Regions from separate parts of the Homo sapiens genome. Here region 2 is linked to region 1. A link is an interaction called in ENCODE POLR2A ChIA-PET data of the cell type or tissue named here. Cell type or tissue: MCF 10A. All regions are shown on one strand. Links, peaks and the distances in the headings refer to the core of each region. The heading gives the core; the rest is flanking DNA.

Region 1 (5,381 bases), core at 238-5,237:
AAACCCCATCTCTGCTAAAAAATATAAAAATTAGCCGGGTGTGATGGTGCGTGCCTATAGTCCCATCTACGTGGGAGGCTGAGGCAGGAGAATCTCTTGAACCCGGAAGGCAGAGGTTGCAGTGAGCCCAGATCTGGCCACTGCACTCCAGCCTGGGCAACCGAGTGAGACGCCACCTCAAAACCAAAAACAAAAAAAACAAACAATGAGTAGATCACTATTGTTTTAGATTAGAGATGTTAGATTTTAATTGACCTGATATATAAGTTTAGCTATTGTTAAACATTATCTGAGAAGTACTAAAACAAGTTTACTGGAATTAATGATAATAATGGTGGTGTTTGTAGTAGGAGTAGATAATAGTTGTTGTTTTTTTTTTTTTGAGACAGAGTCTTGTTCTTCCACCCAGGCCAGGGTGCAGTGGCGTGATCTCGGCTCACTGCAACCTCCGCCTCCTGGGTTCAAGCAATTCTCCTGTCTCAGCCTCCTGAGTAGCTGGGATGACAGGCGCATGCTACCACGCCTGGCCATTTTTTTTGTATTTTTAGTAGAGATGGGGTTTCACCATGTTGGCCAGGCTGGTCTTGAACTCCTGGCCTCAAGTGATGTGCCTACCTCCGGCCCCCTAAAGTACTGGGATTACAGGTGTGAGCCACTGCACCTGGCCTTTTTTTGCTTTTTTTGGAGCACTTGTGTTTCAGAGACTGTGCCCAGTGTTTTCACAGGAGTTAGCATTTCTCACAGCAGTCCTCTGATAGTTAATCTCGTAATAATTGCCATTTTGCAATTTAAGAACGTGGGTTTAGAGAGGTTGACATTTGCCCGAGGGTACTCATCTAGGTAGCTGAGGCTCCTGCAAGTTATACACTTTCTGAAGCCTTTAGTTTTTTTTTTTTTTTTTTTTTAAGATGGAGTGTTGCTCTGCCATCAGGTTGGAGTGCAGTGGCATGATCTCGACTCACTGCCACCTCTGACTCCCAGGTTCAAGCAATTCTCCTGCCTCAGCCTCCTGAGTAGCTAGGACTATAGGCGTGCGCCACCACACCCAGCTAATTTTGTATTTTTAGTAGAGACAGGGTTTCACCATATTGGCCAGGATGGTCTTGATCTCCTAACCTCATGATCTGCCTGCCTTGGCCTCCCAAAGTGCTGGAATTACAGGCATGAGCCACAACGCCTGGCCAAGCCTTTAGTATTATAGAAGAGCATGCATTATTGTCATTGATACAGTATTTCACAGATCTGATTTGGGGTGTTATCTTGTGTAAAGTCGTGGGGTTGTAATGTCTGCAAAGCTTACTTTCGGGAAATTAAAAATTTTCTATCAAGTGATAGAAACTTCCTTTAAGCTATTAAAAGTTATAGGAAAGGAAGTCATTTTCATATAATCTGGAATAGTGGCTGTGCTATTTTATTTGCATTACAAAAAATTGAAAAAAACGCTATTGTTTGCTTTTAAACAAAGCAGACTTTAAAAAGTAATGTTACTGTTAATGATTTAATAGAGGGTACACAGGTTTAATCTGTACTCACAGTTTGATCTTTTTTTTTTTTTTGGTGACGGGGTCTCATTTGTTGCTTAGGCTGGCGTGATCTTGGCTCACTGCAACCTCCACCTCCTGGGCTCAAGTGATTCTTGTGCCTCAGCCTCCCGAGTAGCTGGAATTACAGGTGTGCGCCGCCATGCCTGGCTGATTTCTGTATTTTAGTAGAGACGGAGTTTTGCCATGTTGGCCAGGCTGGTCTCAAATTCCTGACCTCAAGTGATCCTCCCACCTTGGCCTCCCAAAGTGCCGGGATTACAGGCGTGAGCTGCCGCACCTGGCCTGCTTTACTATTAATGCTGATCTGGGCCTTTGATTAAATTTGCTGCTTATCTCATGCCTGTGTTGCCATTTTATTTTCTTCCCAAATAATAGCCATTCCTTTTATTTTTAGAAGTATTTTTATTCTCTTTGGTGATGGTATTCTCAATGTATTTAATCTGAAGTAAATTTTCTCCAGATTCACCTATGAGGAGCCTGCTACCCAGAAGGTTAAGAATTTTGTCCAAAGTCATATGGCAAAGTAATAGTATCAGTGAAGACACTGTAGTCAGTTTTAAAACATTTCAGAGTTTAGCCAGTAAATACTGAATTTAGTAAACCTCAATTTGCGTATGGAAAGCTGGAAATAAAACTCGTCTCCTGACTGCTGTGTTGGAGCTGGAAGGAATGTCCAACCTTCTTACACCATAGATAAGGAAACATGAAACATGCCTGCAGCGGCCACTTAGATATATCTGCTCTGTCCTGTCAGTTCAGGAAGCTCATTTCTAGTGTTGAGTTTACTCTGAAGTCAATTTTCTTTTCTTTTCTTTTTTTTTTTTGAGACACAGTCTGTTGTCCAGGCTGGAGTACAGTGATGTGATCTCGGCTCACTACAACCTCTGCCTCCTGGGTTCAAGCGATTCTCCTGCCTCAGCCTCCTGAGTAGCTGGGGCTATAGGTGTGCACCACCGTACCTGGCTAATTTTTTGGTTTTTTTTTTTTTTTAGTGGAGATGGAGTTTCACCATGTTGGCCAGGTTGGTCTTGAACTCCTGACCTCAGGTGATCTGCCTGCCTCAGCCTCCCAGAGTGCTGGGATTACAGGCGTGAGCCACTGCCCCTGGCCTGAAGTCAATTTTCTTATGTTTGTTTGCAGTGAACAAGTAATTAAGGAAATGAACCAGTAAATGAGAAAATTATATTTGAGAGAATGATTTTTTTCCCCTTTCGAAACTATTTTCATGATGCTCACGTATTCATGAATGTTGAAAATTTACATTGGGATGAGAGTGAGAGAGTATTGAGGCTGCACCGTTTAATAATTCCACATGTATGAGAGTCCTTCCTCTTGATGCTTAATTTGTGGTTAGAGAGATTAACAAATTGAGCAAAGATGATGTGACATTATTTCATAGTTTGGGGCTTCCATTCATCTGCTACTACTCGTTCTAAGAAAGACCTAACGTTCCTAAAAACTTTGATACCCCTCACCTTGCCTGTGTTCCAGGTTCCAGTAAACTCCTGGCTTACTGAGGGCAGTGTCTGTCTTTCGTCCTCCAGCAGTGTCTAGAACAGTGCCTTGCTCATAGGCACTGAGTCAGTACCCATCTGGCTCCTGGAATGTTTGAGTTGGAAGTCCCAGAAGTCTAGAATGTTTATTTAGGTTAAGCTAAGAAGCAGATGCAAGTTGAGGGAATTCAGGGCCTTTAATTCTTGTTCTGTTTCCAGGTGTCATTTACATAAGGCATACGATGCCTTTTGTAAGTAACTCCATACCATTTGTTGCTATTGTAGTTCCTCTTGCAAATTCCTGCTGAGTACTTTGATGCACAGGAGGTGAAAGGGGCTAGAAAGCTGTTTTGGCCTTAGTTGAGTTGATGAAACTTCAGAACGTTAAGACAGGCTTAGAAAGGAGTCAGTGTTCTGGGGCACAGTTGGGATAGTGTTCAAAACTACTGAGGGCCCCAAACTGCCTCCAGATAGAAAGAAAAGCTCAGTGGGGGTTGTTAGAAATTTAGTTCCTTTGGATGAATTTCTGTTGTCTTTCCTTGATGATAGTTTATATTCAACATACTGAATGTAATTGTATTCAATTTTTTTTTTTGTCTTTCACCAGCTAGAGAATTTGGGTGAAATTTTACTGTTACACATGTGCATTAGCACTGAATTTGTTTAACATAAAGCAAAATAACAGGAAAAAGACAAATATAAATGATTTTGCTACATAAGTTGTACATTCTTCTGTTAGAATTATAATGAAGTCCCTGAAGAAATATTAAAATCCGGCTGGGCGTGGTAGCTCACGTCTGTAATCCCAGCACTTTGGGAGGTGGAGGCGGCTGGATCACCTGAGGTCAGGAGCTCGAGACCAGCCTGACCAACATGGTGAAACCCTGTCTCTACTAAAAAATGCAAAAATTAGCGGACGCCTATAGTCCCAGCTACTTGAGAGGCTGAGGCAGGAGAATTGCTTGAACCCAGGAAATGGAGGTTGCAGTGAACCGAGACTGCGCAGTTGCACTACAGTCTGGGCGACAAGAGTGAAACTCCGTCTCAAAAAAAAAAAAAAATTCTTTCAAAATGACTGCTTTAAAAACATTCCAAACAATAAGGATATAATAAAAGCAAACTTATTATTTAAGTAAAACCAAAGATGTAACATTTGAAGTTTTTGTTATTTTAAGAACAAAAATATCATTTTGTTCTCATTAAAATTTTTACTTATTTTTACTTGTTAAATTTTCTCTTACATAACCAGTCTTTTGTGATCAACTCAGTCTGGGCGTTCTGTGTTCATGGCATTTCTTCCCAGTTAATTCATTCTAGAAAACTGCAAGGTGTTTTGTTCCATCTGACTGTTTGTAAACAGGAAGGGACCCTAGCTACTCGGGAGGCTGAGGCAGGAGAATCGCTTGAACTCAGGAGGCGGAGGTTGCGGTGAGCCGAGATCACGCCATTGCACTCCAGCCTGGGCAACAAGAGTGAAACTCCGTCTCAAAAAAAGGGAAAGAAAAAAAAATACCAGTTCCATGTTATCAAGAAGAAAGAGAGGGCTGTTTTGGAAAACACTAACATCATTGGCCTTTTCTTTGGCGAGCTGCTGGAATATTTTAGGAAGTAGCTGTACTTTTGCTCTTATAAACACAGTTAAATAGATACTGCCTCTTGTCCTTCTCTTGCCCTTATATAGTGTAGGTGATATTTTTCTATTTGGCTCTTTTAGAAGCTGGACTATCACGAAAGAAGGTGGGGTGTGGGTGTGTGTGAGTGGTTGTGGGTGTGTGTGTGTAGTGCATTATGAGTCAGCCTCTGTGGCTGTTTGCTGTGTATTTTGTCCTTGTTTTGTATTATTTCACATATGTGTTGAGGAGCAATGCATCAGTAATGAATGTAACAGAAGAGCTGCATGTAACAGAATAGCCAGTTATCAACTGGCTTTTAGACCTTGACCCTGTTGGTAATTTTTTTTTTCTGTCACATAATAAGTCAATAGTAGGTGGTTGCTGGCTAGTTGTCAGTGGTGAGGATTCTAAAAATTTCTTGCCTTTTTCCTCATGGTTGCAAGATGGCCTAGTCATTACACCCACCCACTTACTAGGAGGCAAAAAAAAAAAAAAAGAAAAAAAAGAAAGGGAGGATCTGTATCCAAGGCTTTCCCAGGACTCTCCAGTCAGCTTCTGCTAATACCTCATGGGCCGCAGTTCTTAATTGCTCTCCCTAGCCCCAAGTAAGTCTGGGAAAAATTTGTTTGTGGTCCAGCCCTTGTTGTAGAGGAAGGTGTGGGTGGTGGGGGGAGTATAAAATATTGGAATGGCTGTTGAATAAACCATTTCTGGATCTTCTAAAAACAGTT
Region 2 (5,381 bases), core at 321-5,320, 140 kb before region 1:
CTTCCCTTCAACCTGTACATGGTTTCCACTTTGACCATGGCCTGAGTCACTTGTCCTAAGTGACTCTATTTTGATATTTATGATCACAAACATCACTATATATCAGGCCCCTTCTTGGGGAGATAACGTTAGAGGGAGGGTGATTGGGTGGGCTACACATGAAAAATCTACTCTAGTATCTTTATTTCCAAAATCTTTACATTTCTCCCTCTATGTTATGCCAAGGAAATTTTAGCACCTTATCTTCTCTTTCATATGTAGGCTCATAGAAGCAGAGAGTAGAATTGTGGATATTAAAAGCTAGAAAAGGCAGGTGGGAGAGGAGGAGGGGAGAGGTTAGTTAATGAATACAAAATTACAGCTAGAGAGGAGGAATGAGTTCTGGTGTTCTGCAGACATTAGGGTGAAAATAGTTAACTATGATTTATTGTATATTTTCAAAAAGCTAGAAGACAGAATTTTGAATGTTCACAGCACAAAGAAATGATAAATGCTGGAGGTGATGAATATGCCGATTACACTGATTTGATCGTTACACATTGTATACATGTATCAAAATATCACATAAATATAGACAATTATTATGCATCAACTAAAAATAAAAGGAAAGATTTTTAAGTACTTTGACTTTATTTAGTGTTGACCAACACATTACACGTTTCAGTCATCTAGGATCACTCCAGCTGCTCCAGATAGCAAGATTTGCCGAAGTAAGAGAAGAGAGTGCAAGAGATTATTACACCAGCAATTAAATACTTCAGCCTGAAAGTGATATATGTGACTTCACCTCATAACCTATTGGCCAGGACCACATGGCCCCAACTGCGAGGAGGACAGCAAAGTGTAATCTTTCAGGTTTCTAAGAGGAGAAAAAAAACTAGATATGTGTGAGCATCACAACCATGTAACTTAGAGCTGTCAAAGGTGATGAAAAGTTACAATATTCATACAGTTTTCAACTTGGAGGATTGTAGTCACTGTATTTTGTGTTATTTAGTTGTTTCTCCCTCCCAACTTCCCACATCTTAAATGTAACTATACTAATATTTCAGGTTTCAGGTGACAGTATGTCTGAATTGATACCAACTCACAATAAGACATGAGTCTGAGCCTTGTGCTCATGCTCAGTTTACAAAATAGTTTATCGGTACCTTCTGGACCTGTTAGGGCTGCGTCTCGTAATTGCCATTTCCATTTTACAATGGAATACTACTGGGCATGCCCAGTTTTATGGTTGTGATCAGATGATAGTTAGTTTGTGGTAGGTGTTTTAGGTTGTCCAGTCACTAGACCACCAAGTGCTTTGTTCTGGGACTTGCCAGAGTCTCCAAACAGCATCTCTGCTGCCATGCTACAGTTCCAATGCCATTGAATCCATTAGGTCATAAGACTCAAGTGGCATGTCAACTTTCAACCCAGCCTGGACATGCTGCAGGTCTTATTCTTGTTCCAGGACTTCCTTAAGACTGGAAGCTTATAGGTTATTTCCTAAGTAGGTTAGTGCAGCATGCCCAAATGTGGTATATGTTGTCACCAAAATCCAGAGGCTTATCAAATACAGTGCCTTTTTCTTTGTGGTGGAGGGTGCAAAGTCCTGCCATTTGTGATTTCCTAACATGCTACAAACCACTGGCCTCTTTTCACACGTCACCAAAGTGGTGGCAGGGCCCTGAACTTTCAGAGGGTTTATCTCCCACCCTTAGCATATATATTTTCTACTTCCTTCTCACTAGGTCCAACAAACAACATGCTTATCAATGTAAAGAACTCGTGTGATGTTCCACAGAATACAATAAAGATATACCCTTGTCTCTGCTATATAAATGCAAACTGCTTCTGATTTTGCCTACTGGTTAGGATGGGAAAGAACGCATTTTCAGGACAACAGTTGTATGTCAGGTGCCTGGGGGGATCATTTGTTTCAGTAAATATCCTGTATCCAAAACCATAGCTGCAACTAACTTCACCACCTGATTAGGTTTGCAATAATCCACTGTCATTTTCAAGGCCCGTTAGGCTTTTGTTCCAGCCAAACAGAAAAGTTTTATGCAGATATAGTAGGAATTACTACCCCTGCTTCTCTCAAGGTCTTTATGGCAGCAGTAATTTCTACAATTCCCCTAGCAGGATCACTTACTGTTTAGTAGCTTGGTGAATTGTTTGGGAAGAGCTCCAGTGGCCCTAGATAGTCCTTCCTTTCATAGTAGCCTTCACTCAACAGGACAGGGAACCAGAATGGTATCCTGCTAGTTACCAACTATATGTGTATGCATATGCATGTACATGTGTATGTGTACATGCATGTGTATGTGTACCTGTATGCATATGTGTGTGTGTGTGTGTGTGTATGTATTCCCACCAGATATCCTGGGACTGGGATAATATACACTGGATGGGCCTGCAATCCCAGTAGGTCCACTGTTACATGAATTGGAGCCACAAATTCATCTAACACCTGACATCCATAAGCCCTACTTTGGCAGATGATTGTAATGTTTTTGGTCTGTGGCATAAGTGTAAAATCAGAGCCAGTATGTGATACTTCCCAGTAGGTTTTATATTCCCTTCTCCCCGTCCACAGACCCCTGGGTGAATAGCTCCAGGTCACCCTGTGGAAGACTTGGGAGGAAATCCACTGGATACACTATGGCTAAAGTACAGAGTTCTTCTTCAGAGGCAACTGGCCTCCATCTCTGTTGAGGGGCTTCATCCGTCCACTGGCTGAGTTCTGAGACTCTGGTAGGAAGCCATGAATCCTAACATGGTGTCTAGTTTGTTTCTGCCCAGTAGTCCTAGAGGTCTAGGTCTACTCAGTGGACCTCAGTAAGCTGCCCCTTGATTTCATGTCAAAACACTCCTATGACCATTCCTTCTCCATGATGCATTGTGCTAACTGCACATAAATTTGTCTTTGTCTATTAACAACTCCCACCTACCCTCTACCTCTCTGGAATCCCATTTTCTCGTTGTAATTGGGACATGCCATTTTTGCAGCATTTCCATTGTCTTCTCTGGAAGTCAGAGGACAGCTACCAAGGAAGGCCCCTTCCCCAGTGCTTGGTGAAGAGGTGTTCTCCAAACCTCCTGCTAGGTAGTAGCAGAGCTGGTTGCTAATAACAGGGCTTTAAAGAGACAAATTTAAAAGCCACTGCCACAAGTTTCTGAATGCTGAACCCTAGCATTCCACCGGAAGACCACAACTGTGCTGGATACCTCATTCTGCCTTCCAGCATACCAAGAGAGTGCATTACTAGGGGAACCTAGTCACTATTCAGACCATTAGTTGCAAGGAGTTTGGGAAATGTAGTTTCTAGCTGGATGGCCAGGTGCCTAACTAAAACTCTTTTACTATGACAGAAAGGAAGAACAGATTCAAGGAATAATTTCCAGTTCCCCACATTCAGCTCTCCTTCTCTACCAGTTCCTTCCCATCAGCATTTAAACATGTTCACAGATTGTTGTTATTTTCTTCCACTTTGGGAGGAAAAGTAAAACTCATTTCCATATCCCCCCTCACTATTTCTCTCCCTTTATTCTATATAATTAAATATTATAAAAGAATTGTCAGCTAGATGTGGTGGCTCACGCCTGTAATCCCAGCACTTCGGGAGGCCGAAGTGGGTGGATCACTTGAGGTCAAGAGTTCAAGGCCAGCCTGGTCAACATGGTGAAACCCCATTTCTACTAAAAAATTACAAAAATTACCCAGGTGTGGTGGTACATGCCTGTAGTCCCAGCTACTTGGGAGGCTGAGAGAGGAGAATGCTTGAACTCAGGAGGCAGAGGTTGCAATGAGCTGAGATCATGCCACTGCACTCCAACTTGGTCAACACAGCAAGACCCTGTCTCAAAAAAAAAAAAAAAAAAAGAATTGTCTTCGAATGCTTATCAGTGTATGTAGAAAAGTCTAAATTTAGCATAGGAAAAGGAGCTCTGGATATTAATACACAATATACAAAACTGAGACCTGTGGAATGATTGAAAATTGAAGACTTATTTTTTTTAACATCACCAGTGTGGTAAGCAGGATAATGACCATCCTCCCCCAAAAGATGTCCATGTCCCAATTCCAGAAACTGTGCATATGTTACCTCACAGAGCAGAAAGGGATTTTGTAGACATGGTTAAAGTTAAGAACCTTGAGATTAAGACATTGACCAGGCACAGTGGCTTACATCTGTAATCCCAGCACTTTGGGAGACTGAGGCAGGAGGATTGCTTGAGCCCAGGAGTTTGAGACCAGCCTGAGTAACATAGCAAGACCCATTTGTACAGTCAATCAACCAATAACAAAGAAGAATTGGGGAAAATATCTTGGATCATCTGAGTGCGCTCAATCTAATCACGTGGGTCCTTAGGAGTATAAGATGAAGAAGAAGGGATATTACATGAAAGGGACTCCACTCTCTGTTGCTGGCTTTGAAGGTGGAGGAAGGGGACTGACCATGAACCAAAGAGTGTGGACATTCTCTAGAAGCTATGAATGACCCTCAGCTGACAGCCAGGAAAGAAAGCGGGGCCTCAGTCCTACAACTGCAGGGAACTGAATTCTGCCACTGACTTCAATGAGCAAGGAAATAGGTTCTCCCCTACAACCTCCAGAAAGGAATGCAGCCTGCTGACCCCTTGGTTTTAGCCCTTTTAAATCCATGTTAGACTTCTGACCTCCAGCACTGTAAGATACTAAATATGCATTACTTAAGCCACTAAGTTTGTGTTCATTTGTTCTGGTGACAATGGAAAACAGATGTATCTTATACATCAGATAAGATACTTTTCCCCTTAAATCTTCTTCCCTGGGGACATTGATCACAAAGCGGTATTTCTGAGAATAGAGAGCATTTTAAAAGCTTGGTTCTAGGGCAATTGCCAGATTCTTATATCCTGACCTACACATGGTTCCAGGGAGAGGATGAAGCAAGAAGAGAAAAAACAAAGACCTTGCTCTTCTGTTTCCCTCTCATTTCCCAAACAAGAAAATTGGAAAATGCAAATCATAGAATTTATACTATTGGAGAAAAATATCTAGTTCTACCTCTACATAGTAAGGATACCTCATAAGTAGAGGCACCATTTATGGCCCAAGCCTGATGGACTCTATTCAGAGCTTTGCATGCACAGAACATTCCTTTTACAGTGTGGGAGGAGTTACACAGGCATGCGAACACACACATCCCACCCATAGAAAACCATCTAGAACAGGTGTTCATGAGTTTACACAAGGATGCTCAACAGCCTTAAATACACAAACAAAGTAAAGGTAAAACTCAAACTTCATAGAGACCACTCCTCATGTTCAAAGAAGAAAACTCCTCCACACTAGGACAAAATTCCCCATGAATTCTCTTTACCTTGTGTAAGTCAAAGCCTTCTTTCTATGG

Evidence for each region. ChIA-PET counts read pairs that join two places held together with the same protein. Peaks named below come from ENCODE experiments on the same cell type or tissue, not always from the same donor. Only the 100,000 strongest peaks of a DNase experiment are listed, where the experiment ranks them.
Region 2: POLR2A ChIA-PET joins it to region 1 with 5 read pairs; 4 of 35 experiments call an interaction of 5 or more read pairs at or near these places.

Annotation. Positions count from the first base shown.
Region 1 is chr4:147,751,000-147,756,380 of GRCh38, forward strand. All of the region lies in intron 1 of ARHGAP10 (Rho GTPase activating protein 10), which reads left to right. Among named protein-coding and RNA genes, the nearest start is that of ARHGAP10, 22 kb to the left of the region's middle. In MCF 10A, for the core only: no CTCF peak of the experiment used is centred there; a DNase peak (open chromatin) is centred at 3,152.
Region 2 is chr4:147,606,120-147,611,500 of GRCh38, forward strand. TMEM184C-DT (TMEM184C divergent transcript) reads right to left here. Exons shown (of 2, transcript NR_186679.1): 2 at 600-3,842. Among named protein-coding and RNA genes, the nearest start is that of TMEM184C-DT, 8.4 kb to the right of the region's middle. In MCF 10A, for the core only: no CTCF peak of the experiment used is centred there; no DNase peak of the experiment used is centred there.